2 separate regions of the Homo sapiens genome follow, and region 2 is linked to region 1. A link is a loop called in an ENCODE intact Hi-C map of the cell type or tissue named here. Cell type or tissue: dorsolateral prefrontal cortex. All regions are shown on one strand. Each heading gives the region's core, and the rest is flanking DNA. Links, peaks and the distances in the headings are about the cores only. Region 1 has its middle 77 kb from the start of LINC01991. Region 2 has its middle 22 kb from the start of TPRG1.

Region 1 (9,774 bases), core at 2,568-5,067:
CATTGCATTCCTGCCTGGGTGGCAGAGTGAGACTCTGTCTCAAAAAAACAAAAAACAAACAAACAAAAAAAGATAATATCTCATCATAAAATGCTCATATATTCCCTTAAAAGGGAAGAAGTAAATTTATTGTTATCTAATACAAATTCAAAATTAGCCATAACCACAACCTATTGGAAGGACAGGGGAACAACCAGTTTCTCCAGGACTAGAACTGTATCTCTGTGGTCCCAGGGGTCACTGTCTGCATTGTCAAGGAAGAAAAGTTTGGTAGGAAGCAGGATTTGCTACCAAGACGCACATGATCAGCTCCTCAGCTGCAGCGCCCTGTGGCTAGGAGGCAGGGGCCAGGTGTGAAGATCAAGTTCAGGTCCCTCAGAATTCTATTGCTGAACTGGCCATGCTGGGCAGTGGGACAGCAAGACTGGCCAGAACCCAGATCCAGAACACAGACAGGAACTCACTGCTATCCTCCAGAGCACCTTGGATTTGTCTCTGGGACAAAAAGCTATGCCTGCTCTCTTTGCAACAGGAGCCCAAAGCACTCTGCAAAAGCCTCATACTCCCTAGGAATAGTGATGCCTTGATGGAGGCAGGCATCCAAAAGGAAGGGAAAGAAGCCATGGAGGGAAAAGCTGGGGAGGAAGTTACTGCTCTATTATCATCAGGTGTGAGACAAGCACAGGTGTCTAAATAGTGAATGCCTTACAAAGGACAGACTCTTTGAGATAAGATGGCATCCGAGAGCTTTTGCCTTTCAACCCTGGGTGCTTTTTGGAAACCTGCCAGGTCTCCAAGTCCTGAAAAGGGATTGAAGTTTAGGTTTCTTAACCATATCTGAACACAATGACTTGTGCAAGCCTCAAAGTAAAAAGAGAACTGAGCTAACGTGGCCAGTCCTAGTCCTTTCTGGGGAAGGGTCACTCGTTCAAAAAGCAGCCAGCCTCTAAGATGCAGCAGTGCTTGAAATCCTGAGATCTAGGTGGCTGTCTGGAGAGCCAGGCCTCCAGTGCTCAGGAAAGGGCCACAACACCGCCAAAGCTCTGCTGCAGGAAGTGGTACTTTCCTGGCTTCACCAAAGCAGGGCGAAGGATGCCTCTCCCTTCTGCGCCTGATACCAGATCACAGTTGCTGAACCACTGTACCGGTCACATCTCTTTCACGCTTAAAAGCTTTCGGTGGCTCCTGGCTGCCAATCACTTCAATTTCCTCCTCCCTCTGGGATTCAGTGCCCCCAAATGTGGTGCTCAGCCATTCTCCAACCACAGCCCCTCCTCTCCCTGTTGCACTAATCCACTTGTCCATCTCCCCACAGACACCAAGTGAGCCCCAAGATTTCCTGCCACCACGTCCTGCTCAGGCTAGTTCCTCCCCCTGGAAGCCATTTCCCTACAATCTCTCAAAATGTCACTTTTTGGACTTTTAACTTTTCTTCACCCCAAATTCCATCTCTTCTATAAGAGCTTTCCTCATCTACTGCTGTGGACACCTAGTCAAGAGCAATTTCTTTCACCTCAGACATCTCTGTTTTTCTTAGAGCTCATAACTTTCTTTTTTATTTCCTTTCTTTTCTTTCTTTCTTTCCTTCCTTTCTTCCTTCCTTCCTTTTTTCTTTCCTTTTTTTTTCTTTCTTTCCTTTTTTTTGACAAAGTCTCACTCTCTCCCCCAGGCTGGAGCACAGTGGCACAATCTCAGCTCACTACAACCTCTGCCTCCCAGGTTCAGGCAATTCTCCTGCCTCAGCCTCCTGAGTAGCTGGGAGTACAGGTGCCCGCCACCACGCCTGGCTAATTTTTGTATTTTTAGTAGAGACAGGTTTTCACCATGTTGGCTAGGCTGGTCTCAAACTCCTGACCTCAGGTGATCCACCCACCTCAGCCCCCCAAAGTGCTGGGATTACAGTCGTGAGCCACCACACCTGGCCATAACTTTCTTCTTTGTGTTTGGATTATTGTGTGCTCCTTGTAGCTTTGCTCTGGATGGTAAACTCCTTGGAAACGGAAGTTTCCTCTTGCTTTCCATGACTTACTTCTCCTTGTTGGGTTGAGCTGTATGTTTGGGACAGACTAACTTGAGGAACTAAGTCCATGATGACTAGAGGAGCACTGGTTAGCTGAAGGTCTGCCAAGCTTGCTGTAAAAATATTTCAGCTTTAGGTGAGGAGCTGCACTGGCCAACCTGCTTCCTTGTAGCTCCAGGGTTTCATGCACGGGGTCTATGAATAGCCAAAGCAAAAGGCCACACTAAGCATCTTTTCTGCTCCTATCCCCAATCTTGAGTTCAGAAAGATCTGCTAGGGATCAGTGCTTTAAATCATCTCTCCTCACTCCCTGTAGAAAAGCCCTCCTTCCAGGAGCTGACTAATGCTTACTGTCCTTTCCCAAGGAGCACTTTTTTTTTTTTTTTTTAGACAGATTGTTGCTCTGTCACCCAGGCTGGAGTGCAGTGGCGCGATCTGGGCTCACTGCAACCTCTGCCTCCCGAGTTCAAGCAATTCTCCTGCCTCAGCCTCCTGAGTAGCTGGGATTACAGGCACACACTACTACGCCCAACTAATTTTTGTATTTTTAGTAGAGACGGGGTTTCACCATGTTGGTCAGACTGGTCTCCAACTCCTGACCTCGTGATCCACCCTCCTTGGACTCCCAAAGTGCTGGGATTACAGGCGTGAGCCACCGCGCCCACCCCAAGGAGCACTTTCTGTTGCTTTCTGGGCAGGCTGTGTTTTTACCCTGTGCCCATCTCTCTCTCCCTGGCCCTCTGGTCTGCCCGGCACAGGTAAGGAGTCCGAGAGTCACCCTTCTCCTATGAGTATTCCGGTGGCTGCTGCTCTACCCTTGGGAGGTGGAAAAGGCACCAGCACAAGGCTTCCCCCGCCCACTCATCTCAGCTTCTTGCTTTCTGCACTGGGCCGTGTGGGGTGCTGGGAGTTTCGTGATCACAAGGAAAAGAGATGCGGGCGCCAGGCAGGGAAGGAGGACAAAGAGCAATCCCCTTATTCATGCATTCTTCAGGAAAAAGAGAGAATTTGACCTGAGCCTATTTTCCGAATAATTCGGCATCAAACAGCAATGAGGCCTGGGACTTTGCCAAGTCTTTGTTTTGTTTTGTTTTTTTCCTTTCCTCCAATCAGCCCAAGGCAATGGGGAGTGGGAGGGGGTGGAGGGGTGGGGGCTACACGCACACTGGGGCTGAGAGGGAATGCTGAGCCTGCAGAAGTGGCCCATTGACAGCTCCTGCTCACAGCAGAGGGGCGGGTGGCACCCCCAGCCTACCACCACAAGGGCAGCTCTGTCCTGTGGGCACAGGGCTCCATCCCAGCCCCACCGGCTGGGAGAGAACAACATTTCCTTATAAGGCCCCGACCGCTTTGCCAAGGCTGGATGGCTCCAACAGACTGTAGCTTTCCATTCTCCTCGTCAGCTCCAGTGCAGGCCTTGAATGTAGCCCTTGTTGTCAGGCTCCTCCTCTCCTCCACAGCCCCCACCTCACCTACTTCCACTCCCTGCCAGAGCTAGCCCCACTGGCGCAGGATAAACAGCCCAGAGGCCTCTCCCACGCAGGGCCTGCCTCGGTTCAGGCCTGCTGGAGGCAGCACAGGGTAGCAAAAGGAACGTGGGAGTCACAGTTTCGGCTGTCCCTGTGCGAAGGGAAGGCCCTTTTCCTCATCTGGAAGATGGGGCTCTAATGGCCATGGGGTCCAAATTCTTTGCATTGTATTCAAAGTCCTTCCCAGTTAAGCTGCAGGTTAACTTCACTGTTTAACTGCCTTTCCATACCTTGAAGGCCAGATTTCCCCTAGCTCTTCCTGTTTCCCCCAAACGCACCTTGCTCACACAGGCCTCCACTGCTTCGTGCACGTGTTTTTCTCTACCTAGGTATTTATCTGCCTAGGTCACTCATCCTGCAGGCCCCACGGTAGGTATGCCTTCCTCCCCTCCCCAGGAAAAAGGAATCATTGCTTTCACTTCGCTGCTCAACATTTGTTTGCACCTCTCTTACAGCTTTTCTGTTTTGCAATTGCAATGATTTCTTTACCTGCCTGTTTCCTCTATAAGATGATGAGCTCCTCCAGGCTCACATGCTCTCCTCTTTCTTTATGTCCATGAGCTCAACCCACAGTACCAGGCACATAATCCAGCTTCACAAAAGATTGCTGCACAAATGCCTGAGCACACAGTGTTGCGTAAGTTCAAAAGAGACAACTATAGTGCAAATACTTGTAAACTATAAAGTGCTGTTAACCCATGAAATGTAAAACTTTATCTTGCTACCCTCCACTCTAATTCTACTGTTTGTCACACTGTTACAGCCCTTTTCCCTGTCTGACCAGTTCTGTATCCAGAATTCCAGGCTCACTGCAACCCCTCAGGAGGTTAACATCTATCACTAAGCCATTACTCATCTTTAGAATCCCAGTGTTGGGGGCTAAAAGGTATGTATCCGAATGTTGCCATACTAGAGTCCACAGAGGCCCTACAGACATACAGTGGCTAAATGGAGAAGCTGTGAGTCCCACTTTTACTATTTATTCATGCTAGGTTCCCACAGCATTCTGGGGGGAAAAATCTGGTGGCTTTAAAAGTTTGAAGCCCACTGATTAATGCTGTCTCAACATATGACAGTTGAAACAACTGAGCCCCCTAAAAGAAAAGCAGCTTTCCCCACATCTCATGTGTTAGCCACAAACTCAAGACCATACCCGGGATCCCCTACTCTTGCTCACCACAGCCATTGCCCTGCTTAGGGCAGAGTGATGACGGATGCAACTGCGTATCTGTCAAGCCGAATGCTTATGGGTCAGGGATACCTCAAGTTCCAAATAAAGAATTTCAGTCTCTGCCAAAACAAATCTTTCTGAATTGGAGATTCTGCAAAAATATCAGGTTAGGGATTTGCAAGCTCAGCACGGTTAAGTACTATAGTAAGACTGTCCCTCTATTCTCCAGGATCCCAGCAACTGTTTCAAAGAGAAATCTCCTATCCCAAGATAAATTAGCCTGTTCTCCGTCCACATAGGGAAGTTTTTCAGAGATATGTTTGTAAAGCGAAACCCATAGTTGATCATGAACCATGTTCTAACACTATTTGCCACAGAGCCAAATTCAGGATATAAGATGGTTCTGCCTTGGGCTCCATCCAAAAGGCTTAAGTTACATGAATACTAAAAATACTTTATTATAATGAGATTTCTGTGTTAGATGCCTAAGGGCAGACTGTTCAGGAAGCAAAATGAAGCCTAAGTAATACTGGGCAAGGACATAGGAGATGAAGCTCTAGTACCAACTCTGATACTTACTGTGAAACTTAAAGCAAGTCTTTATCGGCCTCGATTTTCTCCACTACAAAATGGGAACGATGATACCTTCACATTCTTTTCCAAAGACAGTAAGAATTAGATCAACTGAGACCATGAAAGTGAAGGTACGTTATGACATCAACCAAAAAAATACTGTGCCTAAATAAGAGCTAGTTAATCATAGGCAGTGTTCCTCCCTTTGGGCTGTTCTTCTGGGTACAGAAGAGAAAAAGCTTCCCTCTCCAGCTTCCTGTAATGTTTGCTCCAAACCCTAGCTCCCTCATGGCCACTGGCAACCATACTATTGCTGATCACTTTCCAGGAAATCGAGAGGAGTTAGGGCACTCCTATTAGATTTGCTTCAAGACGCTGGAGAGCAGACAAAGGGAACCATTCTGTCACCCTGTATTCTCTTCCCCTTCCTTCCTAGGTACAAAGAGAAGGGATTTTCCACTTGCAGGCTCTGGGCAGGCTGAGTGAATTTGGGAAGTTGTTTCTCTTCACTGAGCCTCTATTCCCCATTATGTATAATGAAAAGGTGAAACAGAATGGTATTTAAGTTTAGGGGTGGCCACGAAATTTACTGTCAAAACAGGGACACTTTTAAGAATGAAAATATGAGGCCAGGAGCGGTGGCTCACACCTGTAATCCCAGCACTTTGGGAGGCCGAGGCAGGTGGATCACGAAATCAAGAGATCGAGACCATCCTGGCCAACATGGTGAAACCGCATCTCTACCAAAAATACAAAAATTAGCTGGGCGTGGAGGCACACGCCTGTAATCCCAGCTACTTGGGAGGCTGACACAGGAGAATCACTTGAAACCTGGAGGCAGAGGTTGCAGTGAGCCCAGATTGTGCCACTGCATTCCAGCCTGAAGACAGAAGTGAGACTCCATCTCAAAAAAAAAAAAAAAAAAAAAAAAAATTATAATTAAAAAGTATACCAGGATGACTACTGCAAATAGGACTGTCCCAGCCAAGCCAGGACATATGAACACCTTAGTAAGCCCCAAAGCCCCATTTCAAGCTGGGCTATTACTAGGAAAGCAAAACGACCTTGAGAAAAAGAAAGTTTAGTTTCTTCAGTATCACTTTAGCCACACTGAACTTGTGACTGGTTCTACATGTTGTTTTTACGTTTTTCTTAGTCGTTAAGGACACACGCAAAACTAAGTTACACATAACTTCATATGTCTGCGTATTACAAAGTATTTCTATATCCTTTGTCTTCTGCAACAGTCCTGGGAGGCAAACATGGGCAGGTGTTAATCTCACTTTAGAGATTAAAAAGAAAAAGGTTTAAAGGAAGTCAAGGACTTGCCCAGGGTCATGGATCAAAGAGAAACAGCCCTGTCTGGACTCGTGGGCCCATGCTTGTTCCATTGGACCATGTTAATAAGGGAAGCACTTAATTTGCAAATATAGCCCGGCTTTATGAAGGCCAACTTCCATCCAGAAAGTTACTTCTTCTTCCATGGCAATGATACTCAAAGTACAGGTGTTTTCTAGACATGCTGTGAATGTTGTCAGAATCAAAATGGAATCACTTGTGTTAAGAACCCTGAAAATAGAATTAAGAAAGGCCATGAAGAAACGGTTCTCATGCATGAATGCCTGATAACAAGAACTATCACAAAAGACTGCAAAAACTACAATCTTGCATAAATGTAATCTTACACACACACACACACACACACACACACATACACACACACACACAATATTTTTGCAAGGAATCTGCCCAGTAACTGCCTGTCTATCTTTAAACTGGCACCACCCTTTTTACTGATCTGTGTAGCCAAGAATACTACGGCATGCGTATTCCCATTGAAATACCCTATTTCTGAATAAACATTTTTTTTTCTTTTAGAGAGCCTCTCTCTGTTATCTAGGCGGACATCTTGAAACTTAAAGCTGGCCAAGGTCTTAAGAATCAACGAAATTTGCAAATGAGAAAACTAAAACCCAGAAAGAATATCTTGCCCAAGGTTATTCATCAAGACCAAGATTCAAGTGGGATTTAGATTCCCAAACCCCTCCTTTAGCAATCTTTCAATATTAGCTAACATAAATATACCTAGGAAAGTAAGCGTAATCTATATCCCTATACACCTTTTCAAAGACAGATTACTTTTTGATTTTCTAATGTTGAGAAACCTCAGGCTATTTCTTCCTTCCCTTAGCTTGGAGAAATGAGAGTGAAAGGTATTTAAATCTAAGGCATTGCAACAGCCACAACTTATTTCTCCTCCCTGAACTTCCAGAGAAGACTAAAATGAAGTTTCCTAATGGTCAAACTCCCATAATTCAAATGTTTACCAGAGTCCTGAGGGCAAAACCAAAAAGGGCTTGCTATGCAGGAATGGTCACTCAAAAAGTGAGCAACGACCTTTTGGTTTGAGTTCTGGTTCAACTACTCCTTTGCAGCACAATCGTGACCAAGATGTTTTCCCTGTCTGGCCTCAGTTTCCTTATCTATTAAATAAAAGAATTGTATTAGGCAATGTTTTAAAATGCTTCCAGCTCTAGCAATCTATGAGTATCCAAACTGCACATGTAGATTTGAGTAGGGGTTTGATCAAGTCCTTTTCTGTCCCTTAATGTCATAGGAGTCAGAGCCCAGGAGAAGCACCATCATTACCTCTTGCTGGAGGATATTTTGTGCCTCTTATTTGCCTTCTGCTCCTTTTCCTGCTAATTAGCACAAGTAACTACCTATGCCAGCTAAAAGAGTCAAAAAGGCTGGTCACCCTTTCCAGTACAAACCAGGAGTGTTTAGCTAAATCAAAGGCATTAACCAAGATGCCTAATTTGTTGGCTCCTCATAAATTAATACAACTCTGGGAAAATTTGCTCAAAGCCTGATAATTTATTTCTTAATTTATTAACTGTGCAAAGATTACTGCTGTATATATTTGTCTTTGTCAAAGTAGCTGAAACTACAAGGCAAAATAATGACTCCATGACATTCATTGATGTCACTGAGTCCAAAGGCCCCTGCAAGTGTAGGAAACTTTCCAAGACATACAGTAATAAATTGATTTTTTGTTTGTTTATTTGTTTTGTTTGTTTGTTTTGGGACGGAGTCTCTGTCTGTCATCCAGGCTAGAATGCAATGGTGCAATCTCGGCTCACTGCAACCTCCGCCTCCTGGGTTCAAGCAATTCTCCTGCCTCAGCCTCCTGAGTAGCTGGGATTACAGGCATGTGCCACCACGCCCAGCTAATTTTTTTTCTTTCTGTCTTTCTTTCTTTTTTAAAAAATATTTTCAGTAGAGACAGGGTTCCACCATGTTGGCCAGGCTGGTCTCTAACTCCTGATCTCAGGTGATCCGCCCGCCTCAGCCTCCCAAAGTGCTGGGATTACAGGCGTGAGCCAACACGCCTGACCTAGAGCATCACTCTTTTCAAAAGCCATAGAAACACCACATTCGTGACACTCCCAAAACTGTTCTGATCACAGATTTATGTCATCTTTTTATTTCTCTATAGCACTTTCATTCTTATTATGATTCCAGAGCAGAATGCCTGCATTCAAATCCACTGTTATATGAAGTTGAACAATTTAATTACGTTATTGTGCATCAATTTCTTTATGTATGGCACAGCAGTATAAAAACAGGCTGGCCAAGCAGCCTGGCCAGCATGGTAAAACCCCTTGTCCACTAAAAATACAAAAATTAGCCAGGCATGGTGGTGCATGCCTGTAATCCAAGCTACTCGGGAGGCTGAGGCAGGAGAATCACTTGAACCTGGAAGGTGGAGGTTGCAGTGAGCTGAGATTGCACCACTGTACTCCAGCCTGGGCAATAGAGCAAGACTCTGTCTCAGAAAATAAATAAATAATAAAATAAAAACAGTGTTCAGCTCATAGAACCATTGTAAGCCTTAATGACAAAATCCACGTAAATCATGTAGAATTTCATAATTTTGACTATAGCTATTACTTTGTGATTTTTAGAACACCAGCAGAGACAAAGTGTTTACAGATAAGAAAGTAAAAGACCTGTAAGGATAAGGGACATACTTATAGCAATATGACAGTTAGTGGAAGAACCAGAATCAGTTCCCAATTCACATAATTCTTACTAAAAAATGTATTCCATAAACCAAATGGTCATTGCAGGTTGTATTCACTCGTTCGTACATTCATTGATTTTGCTGTAATTCTTCCTTGGACTCATTAATTCAGCAAATATTTCCTGAAAAACACAGGTCCCTTCTATCCCTAGGAGCAATCATTTAGAGATATGGGTTCTAGTGCCAGCTCTGCACTAATTCACTATTGAGGCCAACAGCAAGTGACTTCTCTTTGAGTGTCTAGTTCTTCAAGAGATTTGAAAAGATGTGTTTACATCTCCTTCCATACCAAGCTCCTATTTGCTGTCTTTCATATTACATACTAGTGGGACACCAAGATTCAGTAATGGCCCTTGCCCTAGAGGAGCCTGCAGTCAAATGGGAAAAATAAACA
Region 2 (9,774 bases), core at 2,526-5,025, 1.1 Mb after region 1:
AGTTAATAGGAGTTTACCATAAACAGGTTGTGTTAGACACACCCCATTTCCTTTTCTTATTACGCCACACAACTGGTAAATCAGCAGGATGAGGAAGTTTTAGCAGTGGACTTAACACGACCTCTTGTGACGTGATTGCACATAAGCAGGTGAAATATAGGCAGGGTCATGTCTTACACACTGGTTTCACGGGCAGGTGAATAAAAATGACGCTTGAGCCTTGCTAACTGTTCCATGTAAGCTAGAAGGAGGTTTTTGGTGAGGACTAGAAGCCTTTTATTCTGTTCAATATTTTTTGTTAATTACTTGAAAGATTATCTGGAAGAGGGAATACCCAAGTATAAAAATGACACCGGCCGGGTGCGGTGGCTCAAGCCTGTAATCCCAGCACTTTGGGAGGATGAGGTGGGCAGATCATGAGGTCAAGAGATTGAGACCATCCTGGCCAACATGGTGAAACCGCGTCTCTACTAAAAATACAAAAATTAACTGGGCGTGGTGGCAGGCGCCTGTAATCCCAGCTACTCAGGAGGCTGAGGCAGGAGAATCATTTGAACCCAGGAGGTGGAGGTTGCAGTGAGCTGAGATCGTGCCAGTGCACTCCAGCCTGGCAACAGAGGGAGACTCCATCTAAAAAAAAAAAAAACATGCCAAACTAAAACAAAAATCAAATACCATAGACTAACACAAAGAGATGGCGTAATATAGTAAGGAGAAAGAGTTCTGGCATTGGAGAGAGAATGGCCTAACCTTGCAGCTTGTCTCTGACCCCTTGACAGTGAAGTAACATTGAACAGAGACTTACTGTTTCTAAGAGTTCAGTTCCATCACCTATAAGGTAGCAATAGGGTTGTTTGTGATTCAGATCAGATGAGAATTGAAAAAGAAGTGTGTCAACAGCTAGTATCATGCTTGGCACACATTTTCAATAAATTAATAGCAATAACATTAATAATAACAGCAAATTAATATCTAAAATGATCTAGAACTTCTAGAACACAGGACTGAAAACAATGAAGCAAATCTGAACTTAAAAGATATGCGTGGAGATGATATTGGAGGTATCAGGACCATATTTATGACACTCAAGCTGCTAAGAAGTGATTAACACATGTCAGACACTTCAGAAAGTACGTTAATGATGACTTAATTATCTGTGTGTGCTTGAGAAATCACAAAGGAGAATCTTATATTGATATTATATGTGTCTGATATCTTCATATATATGAATGGCTGCCATATTGAAGAGAATATGCATATCTTTATTTGCATTTTTCTAAGAGAAAGCCAGGCTAAAATTGGTAGTAGTTAAAAAGGGAGACAATCTGGATAATATTAAAACCTTTTTCTGTAATAGTCAGAGCTTTACTATCATTGATCTGTGTGGCTTGTGGAACAGGAGACCCTTCATCACATCAGCTGGTTTTCCCTGTACTGAAAAACCAGGCAGTGTTGGTTGCATGATGAATGTATTAAAGCTTTGTTTATGCATTGCCGTGACTAAAGATCAGTTTCATGTTGGGCAGTGAGTTAAATGCTGGTGGCCAAAGGATAAAGATGTGACCTCCACCTTCAGTTAGGTCACAGTTAGGAAGAGAAGGCGCCCGTAAGTCTCTCTGAGGGATCTGAGGAAGACTTAGACAATTACTAGGAATTTTCCAGGCAGATATTCCATTTAAAGAGAGTAGCCAGTGTCAAGGTTAGACGTATGAGACATCATAATGGATTCTCAAAAAAACAAATGTTGTTGGGAGTAGACTTTTCCAGGAAGGCAAGGACCTGCAATGCCCTGTACAGAGTGTCAGGGACTCAAGACGCCTTCCCACTCTGTCTGTTGTATCTTGTACATACCCATGTTAGAGCACTGATCCCCCATATTATAATTGCTGTGGATGCATCTCCTCAACACACTACAAGTTCCTTGAGGGCAGAGACCATGTTTTATATATTCTTGTATCTTCACTGCTTACCCTGAGCTATCCACAGTTTACATACTAAATAAATGCTAATAAATAAAAAAGTAATTAAATGAAAGCAATATGCATCTCATTTAAAAGATGAGTTTTGGCATGATTTAGGAAGAGGTGTTTGGTTCTTAGAGGTTTCCAAAGCTGGGCTGAATGTAACACCAAGAATCATTTCTAGAGAGTTGTGCCTTTTCCACAGTACTTCTGCAAATGCTAATGCTATTATTTAGTATATGGACACAGGTACTGCACTAAACACTTTTCCTGCCTTATCATTTAATCTGCACAGCGTCCCCTCTGGGGTCCACATGTATTTTCTCCATTTATTGATAAAGAATTTAAGATTTGGAGAGGCTAAGTAACTCATCCAAGGTCATAGATTCAGGGAGTGACACAGCTGGGATTTGAACCCCGGTCTGTTTGACTCCAGAGCCTGAGTCTTAACCACTACACTATCTACAGAAGGAAGAGGAGGGAAGAGTTATCCAGTGATCCCATCTCCAGGGTAGACCCTTGAGATTCCCTGTGAATTAAAAGAGACTTGCTTAGTTAAAAGAAGCTGAGCTCTCCAGAATCTTTCGGCCTCACATTCTAATATAACCTCTGCTCTAGCAGTGGAGAAAGAGAAAATCCATAGGGGTAGGATGAGTTTAGAGGACCTGGAGCATTGTGGATGCAGGTGGATATGGCAGCCACCCCTCCCTGCTCTCTACCTGTAGCACTACTACACCAGCAGACGCAACACTTGGTTAGAGAGCAGAGGAAATTACAAAATAGCCATGTCGGAGGCAGAAAAGAAGTGGAAATTGAGACTCTTCTTGCCTTTGAATGTTTTGTATCGTCTGGGAGACCCACTGGGATGTTTCTTTTTGTTTTTCCTTTCGACTAGGATGTCTTCCATTTGGAAGCCCCTTTGCTTCTAAGAAGTTCCAGAGACCATCCCAGGCCCACAGGTAAGGAGGCTAGGGCGTACCTCTAAGTTCTATCCTGGAAGAGAGGGAAAAGTGACCTGTAGGTCTCCGGCCTGAAAAGCACAGTGCTGTCCAGTGGAACCCAGGGGAGATAGTGATTTTAAAAGCAAGCATGGAATGCGTGGCTGACTTTTGCTTGTTGCTTGAGTCTGGCAGATGGGGGTGGGCAGGAGGTTAAGGAACTTCAGCAGACGCCAGCAGTCAGTGGATGTGGGTGGTCGTTCTTCCCAAGTGCTGAAAAGATGGTCACCTTGCACTTGTGAAGATAAAATTCAAACCTAAGTTTCTCTGTCTTGGAACACAAACAGCATAATCCTTTCTCAATCTTCGAGAGGAGTGTTTTCAAAAAGTAGCAGCATATAGGGAATACAAGGCTGCCTAAGGTTCTGATTCACAGATGTGAATTCTGCCCAGTCAAAAGTCTTGGTGTTTGTAGGATTTGTTTGTCTGCAAGGACAAAGATGAAAGGCAAGTTGCTATAAAACCTTTCTGCTCCCTCCTGATTGGTAAGCAAAAATGTCCACACACTGCCATCTGGTGGGCACTACTGGTCACTGTCGTTTTAATGGGAAAGTTTAAAGTTTACTCTAAACTTAGAAGGGGCCAGGCAACTCCTAGTCTTCAGCAAAACAGCAACGTATAAAACACAGTTCCTGGCTGCAAAGGGCTCACAGTCTAATGGAAGAAACGGACATGCCCAACACGTGGTTACAACTGAATAAGTACTATTTTAAGAAAAGGTGCCGAGTGTTATCAAAGCAGAGGACCTCTCTCTGGGAGTTTAGGGAAAGCCACCTTTGAGCTGAGTCTGGAAGCATGCCTCGCACTGTGGCAAAAAGGAGGAGAAAGTTTATTTTAAACAAGGGGCACATCATGGGTCATTGCATGGTGTGAGTTGTTAGTTCAGCCTGGCTGGTAAGTAAGGAGCATGGCAAGAAGCTATAGAAAAAAGGCTGGGAAAAGTTTAAGCCAGACCATGAGAGGCCTTGACTGCCTGACCCAGGCAATGAATCGGCTCTAGATTATACAGCCAGAATATAAAGGATTCAGATTTGGGTGGTAAAGCAATATGAAAAACAAGTGTCGGTACACACGCTTTTCAAACATTTGGAACTCTCTCATTACTTGAAATCACCTGTGGAAACCCACTATGTGAAATGGATAAAACCATAGTTCTTCTGGTCAAAGCAGAAGTGGGGATTCAGAGCCCGAAGAACTTCCACCATCCCATTTCTCCCGTTCCTGGAACATGCGGATGCCTTTGGGTAATGCCTAAGGCTCAGCAGACTCTTGCTTGACACTGCTGCTGTGGGCGATTGCTTGACCTAATGTGACTATCTCTGCTCTGGTGTTAGCACCAGCTTCGTCCTATCCCTCCTATGTCATAGGTATCCATAAAGTAGGTTCTAGATCTTTTTCTATCTCAGCGCTGTTCTCAAGATTCCATTTATGGTAATCTCTATCTTATTAATAAATTAACGTTCCCAAACAATCTATATGACCTGGTCCCTGGCCCCTAGCTTTATATTGCTAACGGACACGTGTAGGGAGGTGGATAGAAAGCAGCCATCTCTGCAGTGTCTGTTAAGCATCACTGTATGCTGTCTAATGTATTAATTCATGTTAAGTATCTACAGCATATGTGCAGCACAGATAATCTATGATGGAGTTATGAGAAGTTGTTTGATCTTACTCAGGGCACGAAAGTTGTTGCTTTCATTCCAAGAACAGCACTCTGAGAAAGCATTCAAGAGCTTTCTGATGAGTGGCTGAGTTATCAAGATCTCTAGGACTTTCTGTTCTGTGAAGACATGGAGCTTCTAGATGGCATTTGCCACCAGAGGAGAGATGTTAAGAACTGATGAAGAGTGACTGGTCCCCTGATGGGCAAAGACTGTTTTGTTTCAGCCAACGTGGTTATCTTCTGCCCTCTTCAGAACAACACTTCTAGAGGCAAAACACAAATTCCACCCACCAAACAGCATTTCCTCTCATTCTTTCTCTTGTTCCTTGTCTTTACTCACGCCTTGCCCACTCTCTCTGCATGGTGGGGTCAGTTTGCTCTCACTTTCCCACACTAACTTCTCTGTTTCGAGCCTGTGTCCGGAACTGCCTCCTTCTTGCCATCTGGTAGCTGACATCTGCCACATCTTTCCAACCAGAGCCCCCATCTTTTCTTGGAGGCCTTTAAAAAAAAAGATGTTAACTTTCATTGCATGACTTTTCCCAGTACATGATTATGTACGCAGTGTTTTCCACATGGTTGAATAACTACTTTAGCATCGACTCTTGCCTGCTTTACTTAGGTTAATTGTTATTTTCCTGAGGGCACACTGACCAGTGTCCTTTGATGTACCCAGTGCCAAATTCGATAAACAATAACCCAGAATATCACACTTTATAACTAATGAGTTGGGGCTGTTCTATGTTTTATTACAGCAAATGGAAATGCAGTTCTGCTTACTACCTTTGATGAAGAGAGTAAAGTGGAAGTGACTTGGTGAACTTGCAGGCTTTGTAGGGATTTCTTTTTTTGAGACGGAGTCTCACTCTGTCGCCCAACCTGGAGTGCAGTGGCACGATCTTGGCTCACTGCAACCTCCACCTCCTGGGTTCAAGCAATTCTCAAGCCTCAGCTTCCTGAGTAGCTGGGATTATAGGTGTGCACTACCACGCCGAGCAAATTTTTGTATTTTTAGTAGAGGCGGGGTTTTACCATGTTGGTCAGCCTGGTCTTGAACTCTTGACCTTGTGATTCACCCGCCTCGGCCTCCCAAAGTGCTGGGATTACAGGCATGAGCCACCGCGCCGAGATCTTTGTGTGGATTTCTACTGTTGATTTACCTGCTTCAGCTGCGACTGTTCATTTTCATGGCTGTTTCCCTTCATAAAACTGTTAACTCCTTGAAGGAAGGAGACGACAGTGTGAGGCTTGGGACCAGGATCACAATACATGATCAATAACTGCTTTTTAAATGTATTTTCAATAGAGTTATAAGGATTCATCTGGGCACTGAAGACATTTGGGACCTCAGTGAAGTTTCTCCGAGGCCAGATGGTCACATTGATTTTCTGGAATCATTTTGAATAAAAATGAGCGAGGTGGTGAACACAATGCAAGGCTCTCCACGTACTGTCTGGTATTGTTCAACCAGCTCCACGACTCCCTGAGGGCAGAGATGAGCAGATGTTAATGGATAAAGCCAGGTGGGATGATGTTATAACATTTCTCCTACAGCCCCAAATCTCCCAACTCCTGCATGTGTGACCTGAGTAAGACTCGGTGCAAGAAGACATCAGTGTTCCCATCTGTGAAATGAAGGAATTGACCCCCGAGGATCTTCCATTTCTGACAGTGCTTTGGATTTCATTGGTTTTGTCACAGGTACCCCCCAAAAGCCTCCATCTTTGGATAAGTGATTAAAACTGCTGAGTAATTTTCAATTAATAAAAGTTCAGTGCTGGCTCTCATTTTCTTCCAAAGATGTTTGTGGAAAGACCTGTGCAAAACACTTCAGATGGCAACCCACCTCCAAAGTGGGTCCCTTAACACCAGTCGTCCTTCAATAAGCTCAGTTATTCAGAAAAGCAAGTGAGTTTTCCAGATATAAGATACTGTATTATTAGAAACTCACCAATATAGAAAAAGCTGATGTGGGTTGGGAGATAGAGCTGATATCCCAGCAACAGTCTTCTTACTTCATAATCTAAGTATATCAGAGACGTATTTTGGAGACACAAATTTGACCCTAAATATAGCTAAAACCATGCTATAGCAAAGGACTTCGTTGTAAGGTATTACTTTGTGCTTAATTACTGAGGCCATTAAACTCCTTTGGTTGTAAGAAAGAGAAACCTAAAGAGTTTAACAGCCTCAGTAATTAAGCACAAAGTAATACCTTACACCAAAGCCCTTTGCAGAAAGAGAAACCTGGCCAGGCGTGGTGGCTCATGCCTGTAATCCCAGAACTTTGCGAGGCTGAGGCAGGTGGATCACCTAAGGTCAGGAGTTTGAGATGAGCCTGACCAATATGGTGAAACCCTGTCTCTACTAAAAATACAAAAATTAGCCAGGTGTGGTGGCATGCCCCTGTAGTCCCAGCTATTTGGGAGGCTGAGACAGGAGAATCGCTTGAACCTGGGAGGCAGAGGTTGCAGTGAGCCAAGATCACGCCATTGCACTCCATCCTGGGCGAGAGAGCATGACTCCATCTTACAAAAAAAAAATTGATTACTTGATCCTCCATTATATGTCAAGTAATGGAGGATTTACTTTAAGGACACACTTGTGAAATAGTCCTCTCTGTCTTTACTGGAAGCCAGGCAAACCTTAACCATCAGGCCTTACAGAACCTGGAATAGGAGTATGGTCTGGATTGAGCAGATGTGCATGGCTTGGTGTGCTCTAGGGACTGCAGGAGCTAGAGCACAAGGCTCTTATTCTCGTGCTTCACCTTCCATGTGACTCAACTATTTTGTCAGTTTCTGCTTCCCTTAAGATCTGTTTTTTTTTTATGTTACCAAGGTGAACCATTTACTTCATTTTACAATATCTGGAGAGAAATGGTCTGAGGCTGTTTAATTACCATAGTCCCTTGAGGAGTTTTCCTTCAAGTCACACCATCGTTGCTGATTATCCTATATTTTGGCAACTCTTGGGCCATGGGCACTTCCTAGTCCAATCAGCTTTGGCCAGAGGCAGATTCTACTATACAGACATGGTCATCTCCAAATTAGAGGGAACCCCCAGCTCCAAGTGAAGGGTACATGTGGACGGTTTCCTTTATAAAGGGATGTGTGATGGTGGGACAGGCATGTCTGCTGCAGTAGGAATGTTTCATTTGGTAGAGAGGAAACATAAGAAAAAGTAGGATTGGTACCCACCATTATTATTAAAAAGTAGGATTGCTACCAGCCATTATTATTAAAAAGTAGGATTGCTACCCGCCATTACTATTAAAAAGTAGGATTCCTACCCGCCATTATTATTAAAAAGTAGGATTGGTACCCGCCATTATTATTAAAAAGTAGGATTGCTACCCAACATTATTATTAAAAAGTAGGATTGCTACCCTCCATTATTATTAAAAAGTAGGATTGCTACCCTCCATTATTATTAAAAAGTAGGATTGCTACCTGCCATTATTATTAAAAAGTAGGATTGCTACCTGCCATTATTATTAAAAAGTAGGATTGCTACCTGCCATTATTATTAAAAAGTAGGATTGCTACCCGCCATTATTATTAAAAAGTAGGATTGCTACCCGCCATTATTATTAAAAAGTAGGACTGCTACCCGCCGTTATTTGCACAGCTACCTTATGAAAGTAGTTTCACGTGTGTCTTAGATCACTTTAGAGGAAAGATATCAGACAAAGAGACCTGAAATAAATGGGAAAAACTTTTGACTTAAATGTAATATTCCTCTGACAGTGTACAACGTAAGTGGAGTTGGAAATTATGCCAGAGAGTGAGTTTGCCATCGCCAGGCTTTTACAAATGTCGTCATCCCTATGTATTGAGCACTGTTTCAGTGTGCAGATACTGGCTAGTACTTTTTTAAATAAAGATTTTATTTTGAGTAACCTGGCTATTAGTCATAACCTGTCTTAATTCACCTTCCCTAGAAGTAGAACCTGAGAAGGAATTTGGGTGCATGTGGTTTATTGAGTTTACACTCTTAAAAAACATCACCAAAGAATGAAGAAAACAGAACAGAGAAGAGCTAAGCAAGAATGTAATCATAGGTAAAATGCAGTCTTATTCTGATTCAGAAGAATTATGTAAAATTTGCACTGGAGAATTGTTCCAATCTGAGGCAAGGTATCTTGGATTTGTGGCCCCTGCATCACTCAGTCATTGGATGTTTGGGGTGAGGGGTGGTGTCACTCCCCAAGTGTCTCGGGGTGAGCCAGCTCCCATCAGCCCCAGGTAATTCTTCCTAGATCAAGTGTGTAAACTGTTAGCTGCAGCACCTGCCATAGCCGGGAGATGGGTATCCAGCTGGCAAATGGGATCTGGGTGGAGCATCAGCAGCATCTGCTGCAGGCTTCCTTGAGTCTACCTCAGAGAGCTTGTTGCAGGCCAGAAACTCTGGCTCGTATAGGCAAAAAGCAGAACTGATTGGAAGGAATAGAGGGCTGACTGATCTGAGAGACAAGAGGACCATATCTGGACTATGGCAGAAGACAAGGCAATCTTAGAGGACTAAGAGGACCAAGTCTCAGAAGCCTGTCAGTACAGTGAGGGTTTTTAAGCAATAATTGCTGGCCAGGACAGCATTTTGACTGGATGCCACTGGACATCATTGCAGCCATTCTAAGTGAGTTCCCATCATCTCTCCAAAGCCAGCCCTTTGGGTAGAAACACCCAATTGGCCAAATGTAGAGCACACATTTATCATTAGCATGCTTTAAATGGAGAGAGGATGAGGCAGCTGCTTTTTTCTTGGATGGAAGGAAGGCATTGCATCTCACCAATAACTCACATCATGCGATATTCTTCAGCAATTGGAAAAGGAGTTTGATGCTGAAGAGCAAAACCTGAGAGACAGCCAGAGTGTCTCCTGAAAGCTGGCAAAGTGAAGATTATTACCCTTATTTTACGATTATAAAAACTGAGGCTCAGAGAAGTAATTTTATTCATTGATTCAGAGAGATTAAGTTCATTCATTTGCCAATTATTTGTCGAGTGTCTGCTATGGGCTGAGCCTTATTCTAGGTCCTAGGGATTCAACACTGAACAAAATAGGCAAAAATCCATGGCCTCATGCAGTGTACATTTTTTTTTTTTTTGACATGGAGTCTTGCACTGTCACCCAGGCTGGAGTGCAATGG

Evidence for each region. Peaks named below come from ENCODE experiments on the same cell type or tissue, not always from the same donor. Only the 100,000 strongest peaks of a DNase experiment are listed, where the experiment ranks them.
Region 2: it touches region 1 in a loop (3.0-fold over the local background); 5 of 110 quality-filtered maps call a loop at or near these places.

The regions. Positions count from the first base shown.
Region 1 is chr3:188,049,009-188,058,782 of GRCh38, forward strand. No RefSeq gene overlaps it. Among named protein-coding and RNA genes, the nearest start is that of LINC01991, 77 kb to the left of the region's middle. RefSeq lists an enhancer at 3,187-4,159. In dorsolateral prefrontal cortex, for the core only: CTCF peaks have their summits at 3,596 and 3,796; DNase peaks (open chromatin) are centred at 2,913 and 3,393; H3K4me3 peaks cover 1,675 bases; H3K27ac peaks cover 2,500 bases.
Region 2 is chr3:189,144,728-189,154,501 of GRCh38, forward strand. It overlaps a transcript of TPRG1 not described here. Among named protein-coding and RNA genes, the nearest start is that of TPRG1, 22 kb to the right of the region's middle. In dorsolateral prefrontal cortex, for the core only: a CTCF peak has its summit at 3,475 (motif pointing left); a DNase peak (open chromatin) is centred at 3,464.